Regions from separate parts of the Homo sapiens genome. Here regions 1 and 3 are each linked to region 2. A link is a loop called in an ENCODE intact Hi-C map of the cell type or tissue named here. Cell type or tissue: mammary epithelial cell. All regions are shown on one strand.

Region 1 (8,000 bases), 620 kb after region 2:
GCCTAAAGTGCTGGTATTACAGACATGAGCCACTGAACCCAGCTGAGAGCCTCACTTTCATCACCTGTGCTGTGAGGGGTAATATATGCTTCAGGTTTTCTGGAGAATCCTTCTTGCAGAGAAGTTTCTGAATGAAACGACAGATTCATCTGGATTCAGAACTCCAGGCAGAAGCTGCTTAACAGCAAAAATCTGGCATCTTCACTACATTTTAAGATTTTAGGTAGAACTAAGAGGGATCAGATATAGAGGAATAAGGAATGTGAGAAGGAAAAAGATATAGTAGTTTAGCTAAATTTTTCTTAGAGTTTCTTGGTGGGGCTGGCCATGAAGTAACTAGTCTGACTCATTTCTTCTGGGAAGGCTAAAAGAGACACAGATAGCTTCTCTTTTACCTTGGCTTTAAGGAAAAGCCATTTTATTAACAAAAGTATTAGACACGACTGCATAAGAAATTTGCTGTGTGAGAATAAAGAACAAGGGAGTAGGAGGGTGGGACAGAGAAGGGTGAGAAGTTGGCTTCGTGAGGGCCACCTGTCAGTTGTCTTTGTGCCTTGTGACATCAAAACTGAAATGTTTGTATTACTGTTGTCCATGACTTTTTTTTTCTGTGTCAGACATACAAATTGAATTTGGTTGTAATGTTTTAAACGTAATAAAGAATTCTTACCTACATTTGTTACCAAGAACTCATAATTAACACAACTATGGTTAATCATGATCTGACATTAAATGGCCTCAGCAAGAGAAAGAATCATATGATACATGTCCTTCTCTGATTGTTGTAAGTACAGTAATAGAGGAATACATATTGTGGGGTTACAGAGGGGGCTGGTACTGACAGAGCAAAAGGTATGCTTTTACAGATTGTAATAAGCTAGATAAATTCTGTTGTCACTCTTACTGCTCTCCACAGACTGTAACATTCAGAAGGAGATGAAGGGTAGGAAAGGTGGTTGGATAAGGTGATGGTACCTAGCTCATTTCCAAGAGGGGCACAAGCATATGCCTGCTAGAAATTACACTTGGGGAAGGGAGGAAGGAAGCTATTCGTGGGAGGACATTTCAAGTTCTGTTAAGATTTGAGAAATTCCACAGCACCATAATTAAGAGGAGGCAATTAAAAACCTTTGTTAGCAAAAGAAGTGATAAATACCTCTGAGAACTATTAATCCTGTTTTGGATGGCTAAGCCCTCTCAAGGGAATTCCAGATTTTAGTGGCCTTGTCAAGCAGAAAATCTGTTTTTGCTTGAAGCATCTGGGCTCAATTTTTTTTAAGTAGTTAACTTAAAAATGTTAACATGTAGATTTAACTTAAAGATAGACTCTAAAACAGTTTGATTACCTCTGGATTTTGTATTATTTTGTGTTTTAATTCCATTTAGGTTTTTCAGCTTTATAAAATATTTTTGTTTTTATTTATAAAGTATTTGTTTAGAATCACCCACGTGTTTTTTCTACACATCTTTTTTTCCTATATTTCAGATCTTCCTTTTGAAATATTTTCTTTCTGAAGGAAGTTTACTTCAGTAATGATTTGTTGGTAGGATACTCATCAGTCTTTGTTGATGTAAAAGTCTTTATTTCATTCTTGTTCTTGAAAGATAATTTCACTGATTATGATTCTAGATTGATAGTTATTTTCTTTCAGGACATTGAAGTTATTATTACACTCCCTTCTGACTTTTATTTTTGCTTTTAAGAAGTCAATTACCAGTTTAATTATCCTTCCTAATCTGTCTGGTCTCTCTGACTGTTCTAAAGATTTTTTTGTCTCTAGTGTTCTTTGGTTTAATTAACATGTGACCAGGTGTGGATTTCTTTTTATTTATCCAAATTAGGATTTGTGGTGTTTCCTAAATCCGTGGATTGGATTTCCCATTAAATATGGAAAACTCTCAGCTATATTAACACATCAAATATTTCCTCTTCTTTTTAAACTCTCTCTTGAGAATTCCAATTGTTAGATTTTTTTTCATTCTATGCCCCATATTGTTTAATCTATATTTTGTATTTCCTCTCTCTGTGTTTTCTATTCCCTATTCAGGTAAATTTCTTCAGGTTTATCTTCCAGCTCACTAATTTTCTTTTCAGCTAGCTCTAATCTCCTTTATTTGAGTTTTAATTTTAATTAATATGTATTTCATTTCTAGGAGTTTAGTTCTTTTTCAAATTTACATAGTCCCTGTTGTCTTGTGACTTACTCTTTTTTTTTTTTTACAATGCCCTCTTATTTATCTGAATATCTTAAAGATACTAACTTAAAATTTTATATCCAGTAATTCCAATATCTACAGTCTTTGTGGGTCTACTTTTAGAGTTTGTTACTTCTGCTAACTTTCACTCACAGTTTTTTGTTTCTTTATGGGTTTTATAGTTTTTTATTTTAAGCTCATGTGTGGTGCAATGCCATATTACATTGTGCCAGTCAAGAAAAACCTTTCTTGCTCCTTATCTGCCTTACATTTCTCCATAATGACTCTATATATACACAGCAACCCTGGGGAAGCCAGGAAGAGTGAATGATTGAGTAAGGAAGAAGTAAGTGTGCTAAATGGGAAAAAATGAAAAAGGCACACATACACGCATTGTGCATTTCTTTCTAATGCAACCTGTAGACTGCAAACAAAATCTTAAGATGGGGAGGGCAAGAGGCTTTAACTTTACATATTCTTTAGAGTTTGATAATATAAGAGAATGGCTGTCTTAATTATAGACATAGACTGTTTTAGGGTTTAAGAGTGAACAGAAGGCTGTTAATTGTTAAGAGTGGCCAAATAAATTATGGATGTAGATTTCATTCAAGAGGCAAGGAAGGCCGGGCCCTGTGGCTCACACCTGAAATCCCAACAGTTAGGGAGACAAAGGTGGGAGGATAGCTTGAGCCAGGAGTTCAAGACCTACCTGGGCAGTATAGTGAGATCCCATCCTCCACAAAAAGGTAAAAATTTAAAAAGACAAGAAAAAAAAGAAGCAGCAAGGAAGGACTAGACTCATAGGATGGATTAAAATTAGGCAAAACAAATAATTCATTTTTCCCTATGATTATCTAATTCTAATCCAATTTTTATATGCTTTCATTTCAAGAAATAAGAAGTAGGCTAATTTCAGGTTCTCTTAGAAAATCTTGGCAGAGACATCCTAATCATACTCATCACACCACTTAGGTGAAAATTATATTTTCTGCTGAATTGGTTATAAGCATTTCCTGAATACTTATCAGGTGGCCTAAGATGACTCACCAAAAATGGCATGAGGTGTAGAAGTAGCTAGGAAGTTGCTTAGAGGTGAGTGAGTTGGTCTGACACGCCATCTAGTGGCACACATCCAAGAGAGTGACTCTATTGCTAACCTTCCAGTATTGGATGGAGGTGTGCCTCACATTACTTAAGGGAAAAGCTACATATGAATTTATATAGCTTATTTTAATGCTATATATGAATTTATATAGATGAATTTGGCTTTTGAAAAACAAATTAAGTGCATTAGGAATTTTTTCTTTAAAAGTGATATGTTTTTCTTACACTTTGCAAGTTTAGAACTTGCCATATTATGTTTTTGAGGCAGGCTTCTGTGGATATAATGTGGGGAAAACCATGAGGTTTTTGCTTGGGATCAAGTGGGATTTAGGTGCATGCCTTTTGTGATTTAAAGCTATTTTAAAGTGTGCTTTTAACACCATGGAATTACAATTGTTTTCTGAAGTCAGGTCAGGACTCTGATTCTGCAGAATTATGGTGAAGCCAGTTTCTCTTTAACAAGCAAAAACCGTGTCATCAAACTGTACAACCAAAGGACCTAAATAGTCCATTCCCTAGTCTTCAGCTGTACAAAGATGAATCAATCTCTCTGTCTCTTGTTCTCTCTCTCACTGTCTCTAAAAACCAAGCAGAGGAGAAAATTCCAGACATGTTAAAACACTTTACTTTTTTTTAAAACAATCCTTGCTCTCTGGAGATATTTTCTCACATTTTGTTACAAATTTTGTGTAGAAGCATAGCCACAGTGGATTTTTTCTGGCTCTTTTTCTTTCTCTGAGACGTTAATGTCCAGTAGAGCAAAGCTAGAAGGATATATATATATATATATATATATAAATATATATATTTATATATATTTATATATATATATATATATATATGTATGTATACACACACACATATATATGTCAATTTCTATTAACCTTGTTTTTGGAAAAACGCTTTGTTCAACTGAATGTAGTTAAATTATAATGGACATTAATATACAACCCCACCCTCCCAGCCTCTTTTTGTTGCTGGTATGACTTAGGCACCTAGCTTTTCTCATTCCCTCAGGCCAAGGCGATAGCCTCTTATGTTTCATTCCTTTGGCAGCTGTATTAGTAAAAAAATTTTTGGTTGCAAATGACAGGAAGATAGCTCAGACTAGCTTAAGAACAAGAAAAGGAGAAATGGAGCTCATCTATTAGAGAGATCCTGGAGTAGCTCACAGGCTGGAAGAGCTGTAGGAACTGAGAACAAACCTGGGTCTCAATGTAGTAAGATTTAAGATTCCCTGTCCATCATCCACACCTACTTGTGTTTTTACATCAATACATTTTCTCAGTGAGGATAGACTTACTCCAAAAGGCAGGAATATAGCCACTAGCAGTCTGAGAGTCACAACTTTCCAGCTCATTTGACCAAGCAGGCAAAAGGCTTTACTCATGAGAACAATCCTGGAGAAAGACTGCAGTCAACTCATATTGAGTCATGTGCCCATATCTGAGCTAATCATGTGGCCAGAGATGTGGCAAGTCTGTTTATGACCAGGAAGGTGAGACTGCGATGGACTGGATAGTGGGATAGGAAGATTTCTCCAAAGAGAGAAGAGAGTTGTTATTAATAGAAGAAGTGAGAATAGTGATGCTGGGCAGACAAAACACATACACAACACCAACAGCTATCTGCTACTGCATCCGAAAAGATTCTTTATCTGCAGCCACAGAGCCCTGAACAACCAGCCTTTCCGGCTTCCTTTTGTTGCCAATTCCCTCACACGTATTATTCCAACCCAAGGCTTCAGGGAGGCTGTTTTTACCACAGTTCAGTGACAAATCCTACCAGAGCCTTCCATATACCAGTGAATGTCCTTGGTTATACTTGTCTCGTTCTGAATTTAGAAATCCATCTCTGTGTCACTGCCTTCATTAGGACCTTTCGTCTCCTCCCTGGATTCTTCTGGTACCCTCATTTCTTGTCTCCTACTTCCTGTTGTCTCCTAATTATTCACCTTCTACTTTTTTTGTTAGAGGTTCCAGACAGTTTCAAGAAAAATACTTAATGCTGGGCAAGGTGCTTCTCCCTTCCTCTCTAAGTTCCATAGAACAGGGGACATTTTGCTTCTCTGTTGCTATGGACTGAGTGTTTTGTGTCTTCCCCAAATTTTTATGTCAAAATCCTAATCCTAATGTGATGGTATTTGGGCATGAGGCCTTTGGGAGGTGATTAGGTCAGTAGGGTGGAGCTCTTATGATGGAATTAGTGTCCTTATAAGAAGAGACAGGAGAGAGATTACTTCCTCTCTTTCTCTGCCATGTGAGGATACAGCAAGGTATCTGTCTGCAAACCAGGAAAAGGACCTTCGCCAGGAACTGAATGTATTGGTGCACTGAGCTTGGACTTCCCAGATTCTAGAACTGTGAGAAATAAATTTCTGATATTTAAGCCACCTAGTCTATGGTATTTTTGTTACAGCAGCCTGAAGTGACTAAGACACCTATCCACCTCTTCATTCCTTTCTGTATAAACAGGAAAGGAGAACTACTTGGATTCCTTGAGTGTCTGAAGTTCATCATGCCACATTTCCCAGTGTAAAGTAAGTGTTTACGCACCCCACATTCTCTTTTCTGGTCCTACACCTTTCACTTCCTGTTCTCAGGGATGGCCAGCACGTCTGTGCTTCCTTCTCTCATGTGAAGGAGAACATGTGACTTGGGCAGAGTCCTTTCTTTGCATCTCAGCTTCAGACCAAAGCGGCCTTCTCTAACATGGTTATCAGAAACCCTGCATTTTGGGAGTTGGTTGTTCTTTGGTGAGCTCCCATTTAATTTGTAGCCTTTATGTATGTACAGCATTGGTCATGGAAGAATAGGGCTATGTCACTCAAAATATGTATAATTTTTACATTACATTATATAACTTTTAAAATATATTTTCTTAAAAAAAACTTAATTGCTTCCAAGCAACCGATATCTCACATTCCTCTGATTATTGATTACCCATGATACTAAACTTTCTTTCGATTCCAGAATTTGATACAGGAATTCAGACAAAATATTGAAAATGTTTTAGCAAATTTAGAGCAACAGATTGTGGAGTGGGGAGACTCCATTTATTAAGAGATGTTCCCTCAAAAGAAATGAACAGGCCTACAGCACGCTCCATGAAGAGAACTTGGAGAGTGCTCATTGTTCCATGGCGATTCCTGAGACGTAAATAACTCTCTCACATGAAGGTGGATTTTCACAGTGATCCATACTCAAGTCAGTCACAGTAGGCCATGGGGAATTTTCAAAAGGAAACCTCTTCTCCAGACACTTGAGGGCTATTGTGTATATTTTCATTGCTTCAGAGAGAAACGTCTTGAAGAACTGGCAAACAGCTGTTCATCACAGCAAATATATTTCTCATTCCAAGGAACTCATCAACACATTTTTTTTTCTCTCTCTCAAGGAAGTTCAGAACTAAATGGAATGATTTAAATTCTTGACTTAAGGAGACCAGCAGCTTTGATAATGCTGCCAAATTATCCTCACAGTATCAGAAAGAAAAAATTGACCTAAAGACTTGCGCTGTAAGAATTGTAAGTGGTGAAAGGGAGCTACTTAACCCTGGTTTTTGGTAGAGGGCAGTCTGGCAGTGGGCAGTGCTGACCTGCACAGAGGACAGGGGCAATGGGGCACTGGGCTGCATGCCATGGAGGCCCTGAACTGATGGGTGGCTGGGCCCCCTAGGTCCAGGCGAAACCCTAGAGCATCACACAGTTTATTCGTGAGGGTGAGCCTGAGGGTACATCTGAACTCTCACATACAGCCACGTCATATCTTGATAAGGACTCTCAGTCATGAAATTCCAGACCTCCAAATGTTTCCTAAGCAGAAAACTCAAATAACAAGTGGTTCAGTTGAAATTAAGATACCTGGCAAGACTGAAGTCTGACTTTGCCACTTTCTGCTTAAAACCCTTCTGGCTCTCCATAGTCTTTTTCACATATTGTCAAGTGCCTTAGAACACACAAAGCTCTTTGTGATCCCACCCTTTTCTGCCATCACAGCTTCATTGCCAGTCTCTACCTCTACTTCTTTTCTACGTCTTTGCTATGCTGTAATATGCAGAAACATTTGTAGAGCTTGACTACACTGTGTTGTTCTATACCTCTGTTCCTTTATTCCAGAATACCTTCCTTCCCCTCTCTGAGCACTTTCTTACATACATTTTAAGATTCAGCTTGGATGTTGCATCTTTTAGGAAGCCCCACTCCCACCAGGCTGAGCTAAGAGCCCCAGGTCCATGCTTCCTCTGCAGTGTTCGCCCTGTCACCATGTTCAATGCATAAACACAAAATGATCTATTTTTGTGTCTGGTTGCCCACTGGAATGCAAGTTCTTTGAAAGTATTCTTTTTCTTGGTATCCTTCATACCACTGTGGTATGTGGCATGCAGTAGGTCTTGTAGTGTGAGCTTAACTAAACCAAAATGAGATCATTTTATGATATCCTGAGAGCTCTGACCTCAGGAAGGCTGCGGAGCAGTCACTCCCATGCAGGTTGAATAAGCGCAAACACTTTTACATCCAGGTCACATCTCAGCCAGTACAAATGATCTCAGTCACTTTAAGACTTTCAGCTTAGTCATACCCTAGAACAGAGGTTGGAAAACTTTTCAAAGGGACTTGCCAAAAAACTGATTCCTTTCACATAAAAACCTGGAGGAGTGAGGAAGGCAAGCGATGAGGATTGTTTTCACTTATAAGCCGT
Region 2 (8,000 bases):
CAAAGAAAAAAGTATAGGGGATTAGATGAGGAGAAACTGGCAAAATGGTAACAGTTGAAGCTAGGTGAGGTGCCTGGAGATTCATTTTGCTATTATTCTCTTTTGTGTATGTCTGAAAATTACAAAGATTTCTAAATTGAATTGAAAAAAAATAAAGAATTGAGGATCTAGAGAGGTTAAGTGACTTTCCCAAGCCCACCCAGTTCTGGTCTCCAGGCTTTAAATCCTGGCCATTTCTTCTACTCCACACTAAATTGGCATGTGGTCATATTGTCTGAGACACAGATTATGCCAGCGTAAGGCTTCCTGACTCTTCTTCACCCCGCAACACACCAAGGCAGGAATGCAGAGCTAATCTATGTTTGTGGGTGGGGAGGGGGCATGAGTAGTGGGTGCTAGGGAGCTAGATAACAAGTTTGGCTTGGTGATTCAGGAGTTCAATAGAGATTTCTTGAAAGGATGTTTTCAGTAAAATTTTGGAAAATACATAATAATGGGGGAGGGGAGAGAATTTATATCAATGAACAGCCCTGCAAGCAGTGTATGAAAGTGCTTACTCTGCGATGGGTTAAAATAGTGTGTTATTTTAATTGGCAATTCTTAAGGTTACTAATAACATTGAACATTAAAATTTATTTTGGTTTATTTTTCCTCATTGAAAACTGTCAATTTATATTCTTTGTCCACTTATGTTTGGGGGATCATTTTAAAAAATTGATCTTGCTGAATTCTGTATATTCAGTCTATGAAATCATTTAGTTAGTAAATTTGTTGCTAATACTCAGTTTTCCTTTTAAGTTATTTTGTTTAAAACCTATAGATTTTCCATTTCTATAGAAGAAATTAACATAATATTTTTCCCTTGACTTCTTTAAGTTTAATTTCCTTTAAACTTGGTATGTTTGTTTCCTTTGAGAAATTTGATAAATGTCAATTCAGATTTTCAAATTGTTATGTTTAATTTTTATACTTTTTAATCCTTTAGAATGCATTTTGTGTATAATATTCTTCACTTTTTTGGATGACAAACCCAAATTATGCTTAGCTTTTGTAGTCTAGATGTGAACCCAAATCTAAGCATAGCTTTCTCAGAAGTGAGGATGTAAGTGAGTTAGGGCCATCGGCCTAGCCTGCTGGACAGTCTGTCTGAGAGACACTCTGTATCCCTTAGCTTGAACTTGAGGGATTGGAATTGGCAAAGAAGCATGGTTCTGATAATATTCTCATAACCTTTGGAGGTTGTCTAACACACACACACACACTCCTTAGCTAGATTCTCAAGTCCCACCACAATAAAACTTCAGCTGGCTCTCCCAACATTATCTGCCATTCCTCAGTGTATCCTATGCCATGACCAGCCAATCTGATCTGGTTATACCCCAAACTTTTCCCTTTGGACTTTTCCACATGCTCCTCCCTTAGCCAGGCATCTCCTACCTCCTCATCTCCCTCACTTTTCAGGAGTAGGTAGTCCTTTGAAGGCCGAGTCTGCATCTGATATATTTATCACTGTAGCCCCAAAACACCAAGTGTCAATATTCCATTACGTGGAGTAACCCCTCAATGAAATTTTAACAAACGTTTTGCTTACAGACTTTGTACTTTAGTGAATATAGTGGAAGATGGAGGTTGGACCTCCAACTTGCTGTGTGACTTAGAATGAAGTGATTTGTTTCAGTGAAGGCACATTTAATCCCAAGCACTTGGCAAATCTCAAGGAGACTTTGCTTGGCACCCCAGACATCAGCCTCCATTAAGGAATGGCATTCCACATTACAGGCTTGGATGGAGACATCTGTCTTGTGGGCACGCTGAGCAACTCTGCCACAAACGTTCCATGAGGAAGCAAGGGATTTCGAAGTGAGTTAATTATCATGTCTTTGATTTTTCAGATTTGGCGGACTATGTCTCATTGTTCTGTTCCCAAAGCCTGATGTATAGACGCTGCTCAAATACGCTTTTGAGCATGGAATGAGGGCAGAGCAGCTTAACCAAGACACAGTCTCCTCTCTCTCTTTACGGCTGCTCTGAGAAGGGGAATTCAGCACATTATATGCATGCCCAGAGTCGGTCAACACAAACTCTCCTATTTGGTTGCCAAGAGTCATCTGTGACCCTGGGATTTATCTTTGTCTTAGTTTGCCCAGGCTGCCAGAACAAAATACCATAGACTGGGTGGCTTAAACTGCAGGTATTTATTTCCCGCAGTTCTAGAGGCTGGACATCTGCGATCAGGGTGTCAGCAAGAGTGGGTTCTGGGGAGGGCTTTCTTCCTGGCTTGCAGACGGCCGCCTTCTTGCTGTTTCCTCACATGGCAGAGAGAGATCTCTTTCTGTCTTCCTCTTTTTTTTTTTTTTTTTTTTTTTTTGAGACGGAGTCTCGCTCTGTCGCCCAGACTGGAGTGCAGTGGTGCTATCTCGGCTCACTGCAAGCTCCGTCTCCCGGGTTCACGCCATTCTCCTGCTTCAGCCTCCCAAGTAGCTGGGACTACAGGCGCCCGCCACCACGCCTGGCTAATTTTTTGTATTTTTAGTAGAGATGAGGTTTCACTGTGTTTGCCAGGATGGTCTCGATCTCCTGACCTCTTGATCCACCTGCCTCGGCCTCCCAAGGTGCTGAGATTACAGGCGTGAGCCACCACGCCTGGCCTCTCTCTTCCTCTTCTTCTAAGACCACAGTCCTGTCAGATCAGGGCCCCAACCTTCCAACCTCACCTAACCTTAACTACCTCCTAAAGACTCTACCTCCCGATACAATCATAGGGTGGGTTATGGCTTCAACATATGAATTTGGGGGAAAACAATTCAGCTTATAGTAATTGTGTTTGGAAGAGAATAAATGATAAGGCTGCTTTGTTCATCCCAAACCTTTCCTCCTTTGATAACTCCCAGGCCCACCCACGCAAGAAGATTTATCCTCAATGGTTTCTAGTCCATTCCTGCTCTGGACTGTGGTTTTACGACACGCTTTTGCAGGTTGTATCCTGCACAAAGGCCCCAGCTGACAGGGAAGCAGGGGCTGAAACCCAGCCTGAGCTCATGCCTTTGTCCTGGTGTGAGCAGCATCACCCCAAAGGGCATCTTTCCTAAAAATGACACTTTATGGGTTGGTGGCACCTGGCTTTCGGGCCATTTCTTACTTTAGAAGTTTTTGCTTCCTATGCATGGAATCCCAGAGAGGGCAAAAAGAGTGTGAACAGAGCCCAAGGGAGCCCTGGGCTGTGGGGGGCCCCACCGGTGGATGGATGGGGGGAGCAGCCAAGCAGGAGCAGTATAGCGGAGGTTAGGAGCGGTTCGGCTGCGAGAGCACTGGGTTCTGAGCTAGTTGTGCACTTGCTGCACGTGGCCCTGGGCAAATCATTCTACTTCTCAGAGCCTTAGACCCCATCTGTAAAGCAAGGGCAATACTTCACAGGTGGGAGTACAGATTAGCAAAAATGTCCACAAATCACTTAGCACAGTGCCTGACACAGCAGTGATCCTTGTTAGGGCCAGTAGAAGAGGCATCCTCAAGCTCTGGGGGTCCTCATTGCATCCTCTCTGGGAGACTGGAATGTATCCTTGAAGAACAGCAGAGTAAGTGTCAAAATCAAGCACAGTGGCTCTGCAGTGGGGCTGCATAGGAACACATCCTCGTTCCATCACTATTTCATCATGGACAAGGTGCCTCCCCTGTGTGGGCTGCAGGGTTTTCATCAGTAAAATGGAGAATAAAAATAGGACCTGCCTCCCTGGTTTGTAGGAAAAAGTTCGAGCTAATACGTAAAAAGTACACAGAACACTATCCAATATATCAAACATTCCATAAATACTGGTTGCATTTTTTTTCTTTAGCTTCAAATATCGGTTGGTAACTACAGGTTGTTTTCACAAAAATAAAAGTTATAATCGTCAAATTACTTAATTTTATAAAATATGTTCAATCGTGGCGTTTCAGCTAACTCTTGCAACAAGCCCTAGAGATAGGCAGGACACTCTTTATTTTTATTTCGTGGAGGAGGTTGGATTCGCAAATGGTTACCTTGGGCAAGTTTACACGTGTCAGACCCATCCCTTCAACCTAGCTCTGTCTCCAAGAATCCGGTGACCCCTCAACTGCTGGTGGCACATGGGTCCTTTGAAGAGATGTCTTCTCACTTGTTTTAGAGGTGCATCGTATAGAATTGGCAAGTGCCATGTGCTGGAAAACACCAGGTTTTCATGAGGAGCACACTCACATCTTTGAGGGCAGGCAGTATGAACTCTGAAGTCAAGCGGCAGCGTTCAAATTCCTGCTCAACCACTTAGCCAGGTGGCCTTAGGCAAGTGCTCCTCAAGAGGTTCCCCTCTGTGAATCAGGGACGCTGCCTAGGATAGATGTTGGTTATTGGTATTACTTAGTATCCATCCAGGTGTGGAATGTCCTGAGGCTGGGAAGGCTGGAGACCGCAGTTCGACAAAACAGCCGCTAGAGGTCCCCATGGAGCCGCATTGAACATCCAAGAATTCTGTTTAATCCTCCTGTCTTGGGCCAGACCAGCTGGCCCTGCTGGAACTGAGGGCCCCTCTTTGTCCTGATAAGCACTCTTCCTTCCCTTAAAGCTGGTGACCCTTCTAAGGGGCTGTCAAGGGCTAATGCTGAGACTCACAGGTTCCTGACCTTCAGTCCCCAGAAGTGGGCCCTCAGGTTTAATCCTGAGGCGAGGGGTTGCAGGCCTGTTCCAGTGGATTCCCAGGGGCCAGGATGGGCTCTGTGAGGACTCCAGGTCAGGCTGTCTCCACCCTGGGCAAACTCAGGCAACCTTTTCGTCTTTCACTTTTAGAAAAGACAAAAATGTAATCTGCATGAAGTCAGGGTGTCTTGGCAGACCCTGCAGGCCAGGAGCCAGACCCTCATAGGGAAGGAACCCTGGACATGGGCCATCACTGCATGCCTGGGATGTGGCCCAGAGGCAGCACACAGCACAACCCTGTGGGGAGGTAACAGCTAGTGGAGCTGAAAGAGAAAGGGGCACTGGAGAAGCAGGAATCATTATACGAAAATTTAATTTCCAGCTGGAAGACATCTTGTGGAGACCATCTAGTTCAGCTTCTTCATTGTATAGCTGAGGACACCCAGGCCCAGAGAGGGGAAGTGATTTGGTCAAAGTCACACAGCAAGTAAAGGACAAAGCTGAGAGCAGATCCCAGGTTTGTGCATTCCCATAGCAGCTGCTTTCCACACACCCCACTGAGGGAAGACCATTTGGTCAAGTCAGAGCACGGGGGGTGGGGGGTTTTAAAAAGCAGAGCTGAGGAACTTAGGAATACACACTGCTTAGCACATGGTTATTAGCTGGTCCTTCAGATGCCCCAGGGTCTCAGCGTTCGAAGCTTGCTCATTCCACAGGATAATTTTGTGTTTGCTCAGGTGCCCAGAAAATGCCTTTTTAAGATTTCTGAGAATAAACCCATCACCTCCAACAGTCCCAGGAATTGCAACTGTCTATTCATAACGAATGAGAGGCAGGTGCATTAAATTCTGACCTAGTGCTCAAGAACTTTGGAGGGATAAAAAGAGGAAGCACACAGGTCCCTATTCTGGGAATGTGGGGCCTCCCTCACCTCCCCATAGGAGGGCTTGTCCACACCACCTCCTCTTTCCTCCTCTTCATCTCCCACCCTTTCCACCAAGACAGTGACCCCATTCCCCATGCTGGGTTCCAATCATTCCTGGAAGGATTTTTCCCAGAGCAGTTGCCAGCAAACATTTTACAGTCCTCTCCTCCTCTCTGTGATGTAACATTTCCCAACACCTTCTATATACTAGGCACATAACCTACATCATCTTACTCATTCCTCCAACAAGACAGTACAGTAGGCATTGTTAGCCAATGTGGGACAAAAGATTTCAGATATTTATTAACTTGTTCAAAACATACAGCCAGCTAGTAGATGGAATTTGGAATTTGAACCTAGGTCTAACCTGTTCTAAAGCTCATGTTCTTCCACTACTGTGAACCAGCACCCAGAAAACTTGAGTTTTAGTTTTGATTCTACCAGCTTTGTGACCTTAGAAAAATAACTTAATTTTAAGTTTCCTAAACTACAAAATGGAAACTGGCTGGGCATGGTGGCTAACTCTTGTAATCCCAGCACTTTGGGAAGCTGGGGCAGCCGGAGTTTGAGACCAGCCTGGCCAACATGGTGAAACCCCATCTCTACTAAAAATACAAAAAATTAGCCGGTTGTGGTGTGGGGGGCCTGTAATTCCGGCTACTTAGGAGGCTGAGGCAGGAGAATCGCTTGGACCTGGGAGGCGGAGGTTGCAGTGAGCCGAGATCGCGGCATTGCACTCCAGCCTGGGCAACAAGAGCAAAACTCCATCTCAAAAATTTTTTTTTTTTAATTTAAATAAATAAATAAATAAAATGGAAACGGTACACCAATATTGACAACCTTACTGAGTCATCAAGATTAAAAAGACAATATGGCTGGGCATGGTGGCTCATATCTGTAATCTCAGCACTTTGGAAGGCCGAGGTGGGAGGATCCGTGAAGGCCAGGAGTTCAAGACCAGCCTGGGCAACACAGGGAGACCCCTATCTCTACTAAAAAAAAATTAAAACATTGGCCGGGCATTGTGGTGTGTGCACCCGTAGTCCCAGCTACTCAAGTGGCTGAGACGACAGGGTAGCTTGGCCCCAGGAATTTAAGGCTGCAGTGAGCTATGACTGCACCACTGCACTCTAGCCTGAGTGACAGTAAAACCCTGTCTCAAAAATAAATTTAAAAAATACAATATATTAATATGTGAAAATGACACACAAATGTAAGACACCCCCATTAAAGCAAAAAAGGTTCTTTTTCCAATTAAAGGGGCTTGGCTATCAATAGCAATATTTAGTAGGTTATATATAACTATAGTTGACCCTTGAGCAACATGAGTTTGAACTGCATGGGTCCACTTATGCATGGATTTTCTTCTACCTGTGCCACCCCTGAGATGGCAAGAGCAACCCTCCTCTTCCTTCTCCTCAGCCTACTCAATGTGAAGACAATGAGGATGAAGACCTTTGTGATGGCCAGGCACAGTGGCTCATGCCTATAATCCCAGCACTTTGGGAGGCTGAGGCAGGAGGATGACCTGAATTCAGGAGTTTGAGACCAACCTGGCCAACATGGTGAAACCTCCGTCTCTACTACAAATACAAAAAATTAGCGGGGCATGGTCGTGGGCACCTGTAATCCCAGCTACTCAGGAGGCTGAGGCAGGAGAATTGCTTGAACCAGGGAGGAGGAGGTTGCAGTGAACTGAGATCACTCCACTGCATTCCAGCCTGGGCAACAGAGTGAGACTATGTCTCAAAAAAAAAAAAAAAAAAAAGAGAAAGACCTTCATGATGATCCACTTCCACTTAATAAATAGTAAATGCATTTTCTCGTACTTATGATATTCTTAATAACATTCTCCTTGCTTTAGCTTACTCTCCTGTTAGAACACAGTATATAATACATACAGCATACAAAATAGGTGTTAGTTGACTATGTTGTTAGTAAGGCTTCTGGTCAACAGTAGGCTATTAGTAGTTAAGTTTTTGGAGAATCAAAAGTTATACGCAGATTTTTTTTACTTCATGGGGTTCAGCAGCCCTAACTCCTGAGTCATTCAAGGGTCAACTGCAATTCATCTTATCCATTCATAGTATCTCTCTAATCTTACCCATGTCCCCAGCTTATTTTTTTTGCCATCTTTCACAGTGGCTTTTGATAGAAAATCTTTGTGCAGCCTTTTACTTTCATTTTTTTTTTTCTGGAGTGTTTGGACATTAGGTGTGTTTTTCCTCCTTAGTGTCTCACTAAAAAAAAGCCCCAAAATTGTGCGGTTAATTTTTTAAAGGGCAATTAGTCTTTTGAGGGGTAGGGCGCACTAGGTAAATCTCCCATCAAAGTGGATTTGTGCCAGCTGTGAAGTTTGCAAACATGTCTTTAATAGCCATGCAATTTCAGCATCTGTAATACTCAAGACCATTTCAATTCCAA
Region 3 (8,000 bases), 130 kb after region 2:
CCTGATAGGAAAATAGAGGAGAAATGTTATTTCTTCTTTGATGCATGTTTTAATTTTCAAATACATGGGGACTTCCCAAATTTCTTTCTATTGTTAATTTCTAGTTTATCTCAGTTGTCATCAGACAACACACTTTGTATGATTTTAATCCTTTTTAATTTACTGAAACTTGTTTTATGGCTAAAAGTATCCTGGGAGATGGATGTTCCATGTGTACATAAAAAGGATGTGTTTTCTGCTGTTGCTGGACCAAGTGTTCTGCAGATGGCAGTTAGAACAAGTTGGTTGATAGTGCTCAAATGTTGTATATCCTTCACGGCTTTTTTTTATTTTCCCCCAAACAGGGTCTCGCTCTGTTCTCAAGCTGGAGTTCAGTGGTACAATCTCAGCTTATTGCAGCCTCAACTTTCCAGGCTCAAGTGACCCTCCCACCTCAGCCTCCCGAGCAGCTAGGACTATAGGCACGTGCCACCACGCCTGGCTAATTTTGCTCATTTTTTTTTTTTTTTGTAGAGACAAGGTCTTACTATGTTGCCCAGGCAGGTTTTGAACTCCTGGACCCAAGCGATCCTTTCACCTTGGCCTACCAAAGTGCTGGGATTATAGGCATAAGCCACTGCACATGGCCTGAATTTTTTTTTTTTTAACGTGGCTCAAATAAATACTATGTCTGCAACTGTTATTGTTGAATTGTCTATTTCTTCTTTGAATTTTATTCCTTTTTGTTTCCTGTATCTTGGGCCTTTGTTGTTAAGGTGGCTATATAATTATAGTTGCTATATCTTCCTGAGGAATCAACAATTTTGTCACTATGAAAAATATTTTGGAAAATGAATTGGGGGCGGGGCATGTTTGGTTGAGATTATTAAGGGCTGTGGAATTTTTACAAGTTTTTGAGACACAATGGAACACTCGTCTTTCTGGAGGAGTATGGCAATGCTCACTTGCATCTATTTTAGAATGTTTACCAAGGACCTATTATGTGTCAAACGTACCTATGGGAAAATAAGATGACCACATCAATCAAACATGATTTTTCTTAGAAGATAGTGCTAAGGATATGGTTTTTCCCTTCATTTCTAAAATCCTATTCCAAATAATAGTAAAGAGATACAAAAGGGAAAAAGAGCTCTGGTGACAGGTATCAGAGGTTTTGAGATTTAGACAGATTTGCAGAAATGAGAAAAAGGATAAAACTGGATGGTGGAGAAATCAACCATAATCCAGAAGGGCACAGGAGAAGACTATGATAGAGGAGGAAATTATTCACTCTGATGGAGCCTCACAGAGAGTCCCAGCTCAGAGTTATTTGTCAGATACTGAGGTAGATGGAAATAGGGTCAGAGAACAGGGTGATTCAAGGGCTATTCACATAATAGCTCTCACAGTGGGCCTTTCCCTCCTTCTACCAGACCTCTCAAATGAACAGAACCAAAGTCACCTACTCTTGAAAGAAAATAAAATCTGACTATGGAACGCTAAGGATTCTAGTGTAGGTACTTGCATGCATGAGGAAAGATACCCCTCATTTTGGAAAAGTATGACAGAAAGCCTCGCTTGCCTGCCTGCTTCCTGTTCATAGGCTGAAATAAAGTTTGGCAGTTCTTTATTCACATTCACAGCTCACCGCGAGCCCTTCCATTCAGGGGAGGGGACTCTTGAGTAACAGAAGCTACACAATGTCAGGAAAAACCCTTACAGGCTACTGATAATAAGTAATGTAATCTTGCATTCATCACTACAAAAATCACCAGACAATGAAAAAAGCCAACAGCACATTACAAATGACACAAAATGAATAAACAGAGTGAATGCCAAAAAATCCTAACTTAAAAAAAAAAAAAGATAAATTACCAGAGTGCAAGAAATACATTAATTCACATTGAAAATGCTTGCTGAAGGCCAATGAGGGCAAGTTTTAAAAGGCCCCTTCTTTGAAACCTTGTAGTGAAATTTTAGAACAGTATAAGATTTTAAAAAACCCTTAAGGTTTACAGAGAGAAAAAACAAGGAAAAAGAGATTGAAATCAGACTTTTCACTAGCAACACTAGATGCTAAAACACAACAAAATTCAAAGGAAAAATACTTTTGTAACTGGACAAACTCCAAAAAATACTGTGAAGGCAAAATAAATACTTCTCAGTTATACATGTATTTAGAAGTTTTACCTCCCATGTAACCTTTCTAAATAAAATTACTTGAGAACGTGCTCCAGACAAAAAGGAATCAAAGAGGATGACAGGGCATCTGAGAAACATTGGATCTAACTCAGGAAAACAAGGAAAACAATTTAAAATAAGCAATCATAGAAATCCCAAGAAGAAAGTCTTCAGGAAGAAAGCAGATTGCATTACATAAGTTGTATGATTAAGACAATGGCCGTCTTTAATAAATAACATGATAAAGAAACATGCTACTTTTCTCAACAGAGAAAAAAAGAAGGCAGTATAAAAATATCAGAGGAAAAGAGGCTGTACAAGAAAGTTACAGTCCAAAGAGGAAAAACAAATTAAAAAGGGGCATGGTTTTGAGCAACGGCTGATAAAAGAGTAAGAAAAGAAAACCCACTTGACACTGACTCTTCTTCTCTTTCAAGGAGCAATGACACAAATTCGGCAGCTTAAATCATCACAATTTATTATCTCATAGTTTTTGTGGGTCAGGTGTCCAGGCAGAGCCTGAGTCCTCTGCTTAGAGTATCACAAGGCTGCAATCAAATACTGTACTGCACAAATACTACTGAAACTGTACATACATGTACATATAAAAAGGATTTAAAGAGAAAATAAAAATGGTACTTGTGATTGTTTTTCCTGTTTGAATTTCCTAATAATGTTTTTAATAATTAAAAAAAATTCACTCCAGGAAAAATTATCAACGTGTCAGAAAAAAATCACAAATAGATCCACATAAATAGGCTGAGTAAGAGTTCAAGAAAATGTGAGTGGTAAGAAGTATCAAAAACTGATGCAAATTTTTAGCTAGTTTTGAGTATTAAAATCTCTCTAAAATTACTTTGATTTTCCCCATATTTTAAGAAAACTGCAAAGCTATTTGTTCTTAATGTGTAAACTATTAACAAAATTTCTGTAAGAGACAGGTATTTTTAGACCTAAAGCAATATAATTTGTTGGGAAGGTAGGATTCAGTTCATAATTTACCAGGTGACTGGCAGTCAATTTGGACAACAAGGTCCTCAGAGATGGTTCTTCACATTCTTGGTGCCCAACACAATGCCAATCAATCACTAACAGTTTGCTTATTAAGTGGAAGTGCTCAATATTATATATATTCTTAACCAAGGTTCTTAAGTATATTCTTGAACCAAGGTTATTAAAACTGGAACCTGTAGGTATCCACAAATAGCCTTGGAGTGGGAGGTTGATGGGAGCTGTCATTTATAAATCTCCTTAAATTTTACTAAAAATTGTGTATATGTCTATTTTGTGTGAGGAAAAGTCTGTAGCTTTCAAATTCTTAAAAAGGTCCAACATCCAGAAGAGGTCAAGAAGTACTGTTTAACATAAGCAAAAATTAATGGATGATTGGATGCAGAAAACAATAAACAAAATGTTCTAATAATGTAGAAATTTAATATAATATAAAGCCATTTATTCAATTTTTACATCATGGGTAGGTCATAGAGCCAAGGAGGCATTGTAAACTTAAAACATGGGTGAGAAAAATAAAAGTCCCTACCTCTAGGTTAAATCAAGCTTCATTATGAAATATCATTAATCTACCCAATGATGTACTAGCAAATAACCAACCTGGTGAATAATTACAGCATGTCTTATGCACTATGTATCACTAAAAAACATCTGATGACAATGCTAAGTGATTTTAAATTTATCTGGAAAATTTGCTATTTAAAAGAGGCCAAAGGAAAAAAAAACATTCATTTTATAGTGAGTATGTCATGCACTGAGCTAGGCATCAAGAGTTCAAAAAGAATAATCAAATCTTTTGAGAAGTGCAGTCTATTGGGAAAGACAGGTGTGTAAAAATAAAATCATTTATAATACAGGTACATGGAAATGAATAGTTTCCTGGGAAAGCTAAAGAATATTTCCAAGAAAATTGACATACAAGCTGGTATAGTTTTATCAGTAACAGATCAAGAACTGCAGGCTAAGATGGACATTTCCATTGTAGGGATGTTTACAAAGGTATGGATGGAGGCCTCCTGTGTGTTGAGGGTGCGTAGGCAAAAGACTAGTGGGAGATCAGGTTCAGACCGGAAATAACCTTCACGAATTGACAAACTTGGAGGTTTTTCTGAATGCAAAAAGCCACGGCTATTGAAGGCTTTTAAGGAAAGGAGTTACTTTAAAGAAAATTGATATTTATGAGCAACACCTATCTTTAGTTAGGGCCTTAATTCACAATTTAATGGTAGACTCTTATAATAACCCAAAACGGGCCTCCCATGTGCTCAGCAGGTGCATGGCCTGGCAGCTGCTTACCTGTAACTGAAAGATTCGTCACAGCAGCACTGGTCAGAGGGAGGACAGGGCTGACTGTGAGGGTAGTTGCTGCACTGCTAGTCACAAGGCTTGGTGTGGTCGCCACCTTGAGGTCAGAAATGAAAACATGGACAAAGCACTTAAAATCAAAACTTAAAGAGGAAATGATTTTACAGTCTTTCTTTGATCTTGGAATTGAGACACCTGACATCCTATGTTGGAAAGCTGCTATTCGAAGATGGTTGTTCACTGATATCACAGATAGCTTTGCCTGGGTTTTAAAAATAAATAATAAAAAGTTCGTAAATTTCAATAGCGTTGAGACAGATATACTCTAAGTCGGTAAGAAACATTATACTAATTATCAACTTTACCTAAATAAGAAAACTATTTGACAGGATCAGGGAATCTGGGGTACATGTATTACTTTTACTTTTGACTCTGTAGGGGGGCAGTATTGCCTTAGGTTTGGTTTTAATAAAATAAAATTATGAAAATAATGTGAAGCAAACTTTTAAAAAAAACGGATTAGTTTTGAAATAACAAAAAATTCTAGTTTTGCAAGAAATACTGTCTTTCTTTTAGTACAAATCTAAAACACAAACATCACCTTTACAAAACAAAATTGTTGATTAATAATTATCTTTTTCATAACTATCTCATAACTTTATGACTACAGGCCCACCATTTAACAACTACAACCTTCACATAAACTAACATGTGCTTTTAATGCTGACCTTAGTTTAAAAAGCCTGCCAGTATGGAATGACATTCAAATAAAATAAAACCAAATTTAAAAAGAACAGAAATGCAAACTCAACAATATTCCCATCTTTTGAATCCTGACAATGTAGAAGTCAAATTCATAATCATCCTAAAAACCAAGGGAGTCATACGACCACTGTATGTCTCTTCAGTCTAGGAATAATGCAAACAGCAGAAGTTACTCAATGAGGCTTCACAGGAAAGGATCATATGTTGTTTCAAAGTAAAAGACCTGAGATGATTGTTTTAATACAAGTTCAGAACTGAAGGTTATCTGGTAACTTATTGTCACTTAATCACGTGAGTGTAAGTTTAATAAACTGGGCTTTAGGACTCAACATGAATAAAAAGTAACAAGATTTTCTGAGATAACTGGGATCAGCAGCAAATTTACTCCCATGGTTACAGAGTAATCTAATGAACTATACCAGAGAAGAGTATGATGGAAATGTGATGAAAGAATTAAAATTGTTCACTTTAAAAAATAAGATAGGTGGGCTGGGCGCAGTGGCTCACACCTGTAATCCCAGCACGTTGGGACTTTGGGAGGCTGAGGCAGGTGGATCACCTGAGGTCAGGAGTTCAAGACCAGCCTGGAGAACATGATGAAACCCTGGTCTCAACTAAAAATACAAAAAAATTAGCTGGGTCTGGTGGCGGGCGCCTGTAATCCCAGCTACTTTGGGAGGCTGAGGCAGGAGAATCGCTTGAACCCAGGAGGCGGAGGTTGCAGTGAGCTGAAATCGTACCATTGCACTCCAGCCTGGGCAACAAGAGTGAAACTCTGTCTCAACAAAAAAAAAAAAAAAAAAAAAAAAAAAAAGACTGGGAATGGTGGCTCACACCCGTAATCCCAGCACTTTGGGAGGCCAAGGGATCACTTGAGGTCAGGAGTTCAAGACCAGCCTGGCCAACATAGTGAAACCCTGCTTCTGCTAAGAGTACAAAAAATTAGCCGGGAATGGTGGTACACGTCTATAATCCCAGCTACTCGGGAGGCCAAGGCACAAGAATCGCTTGAACCCAGGAGGCGGAGGTTGCAGTGAGCCAAGATCGCACCAATGCACTCCAGCCTGGGTGATGGAATGAGACTCTGTCTCAAAAAAATAAAATAAATAGAAAAATAAATAAAAAATAAGCAAGACCAATAAGTTCTTGGGTTAATAACAACACGAGATTTCACCCTCCATGCAGGGGCACCTCAAGACCAGTGACCTCAGCAGAGAGAGAGAGAGAGCACGAGAGACAAGGAAAGAGAGAATGAGAATTTCATTACCTTGGTAATGTCTAAAATACAAATTTACATGCATTTATTTGATGTATTTATTCATTAAATTACTATTATGAAATAAACTGATTTAACAGGTCATTTGTAAAATTGCAAAAATTAGCCCTTGAGCTTGCACTCCCTATTTTTTATTCTTACCAGTGAAGTTGGGCTGGGGAAAATTGCTTTAATAGGTGAGCTGCTGGTCCCACCACTGCTTGGTGGGTTGATTCTTTTTTCTTTCTGGCGGCGGTTACAGAACCAAACACGAATCACCTCTTTTTCCATATTGAGCTGATCAGCAATCATAGTGATCTCTTCCGAGGTAGGCTTTTGATTCTGCAGGGTGAAAAGATGTAATTCCAAAAGCTATCCTTTGCAATAACTTTTTGAACTACTGGCATAATCACGTCAGGTTAGAAAATGAAGCTGGGATACATATGACCATCCACATTAGGCCACTTTCAACAAAGAGATTGTGTAGATAGAAGTTCTAATGAACATACACCTATTAAACTTATTCATATTAACTTAGGATAAGTTATCCTTAAATATCTATAGTTTTTCATTTTTAAGATCTATTAATTGTGAATGAAATTAACAAAATACCAGTACAACCACATGTATTAGTAGGAATTTAACCTTTCTCCATGCTTCATGCTATCTAATTTGGATCTCACAGTAAGAAAGGCAGGTATTTCACAATGAAGGACCTTTAGCTTAAAGAAATCACATGATTTGCCCAATCACACAGTTTAAGTGGCAGAGCTGACAAAAACTCCTAATTCAGAGTCCTCCCAATGTGCTCAAGTCTTTTCTGAATTAGAGAAGTCAAAATTTTCTTAAAAGCTTTGTTATGATATTACCTGGTACAAAAAAATAATTGCCAAATATCTCTTGCATTAACTTAAGCTCCATAGCCTAACACTCAAGGTCTCTAGTGTTCCAGTCCCAAACTACTATTCCAGGCATACAGACACTACAATTTAACCAACCAATCTACTAGAGTGTCTCCTCATACACCCTATGGTTTCCCTCACTCCAGTGTTTCTCCCCCACTCTGAGGGGGAAACGCTCATGCATTTCCTCTGCTTAAAGTACTTTCCCCCCACCTTTTCTAGTCTGTGGAATTAATTCCTATGTATCCTATGGTAAGCTGCCACCTCTCTCATACTGAGTGCTTGCATGGATGTGATTCTAGTCTCTCCTGAACCCTGCAGAACTCTGGTTCTGTCTCCTATGTTAGTAACTTACTTACTTCACCTATTTATAATCATCCATAAGAGCAGAGGCTGACATGTCATCTTTTACCACCTACAGTTTCTACTAAGTACTAATGTTAAGTACTACACAGACAATCCCATGTACAGAAAAGTAAAATCCTCACTGACCTCCAAGAAACTCTTCTCTAAGGCCACACGGATGTTGGTCTCTATGCTGGTGCGTTTCTTCCTCCTACGGCTCAAGCCCTCAATTCCTGGAGAATTCAGGGCACTTGGGC

What was found. Hi-C counts contacts between places; a loop is a spot of excess contacts. Peaks named below come from ENCODE experiments on the same cell type or tissue, not always from the same donor. Only the 100,000 strongest peaks of a DNase experiment are listed, where the experiment ranks them.
Region 1: a loop joins it to region 2, with 4 times the contacts of the local background. A loop is called at or near these places in 14 of 110 quality-filtered maps.
Region 3: it touches region 2 in a loop (14-fold over the local background); 63 of 110 quality-filtered maps call a loop at or near these places.

Annotation. Positions count from the first base shown.
Region 1 is chr1:166,905,879-166,913,878 of GRCh38, reverse strand. It overlaps ILDR2 (immunoglobulin like domain containing receptor 2), which reads left to right. Exons shown (of 10, transcript NM_199351.3): 10 at 1-5,692. Among named protein-coding and RNA genes, the nearest start is that of TADA1, 34 kb to the right of the region's middle. In mammary epithelial cell, a CTCF peak has its summit at 3,315 (motif pointing left); DNase peaks (open chromatin) are centred at 3,288, 4,718 and 7,778.
Region 2 is chr1:167,530,431-167,538,430 of GRCh38, reverse strand. LOC107985224 (a long non-coding RNA gene) reads left to right here and starts at 2,636. Exons shown (of 2, transcript XR_001738279.2): 1 at 2,636-5,168. It also overlaps the pseudogene AKR1D1P1. In mammary epithelial cell, a CTCF peak has its summit at 4,448 (motif pointing right); DNase peaks (open chromatin) are centred at 2,970 and 4,360.
Region 3 is chr1:167,398,024-167,406,023 of GRCh38, reverse strand. POU2F1 (POU class 2 homeobox 1) reads right to left here. Exons shown (of 16, transcript NM_002697.4): 11 at 7,891-8,000; 12 at 6,659-6,838; 13 at 4,468-4,573. Among named protein-coding and RNA genes, the nearest start is that of CD247, 120 kb to the left of the region's middle. In mammary epithelial cell, a CTCF peak has its summit at 4,561 (motif pointing left); a DNase peak (open chromatin) is centred at 4,533.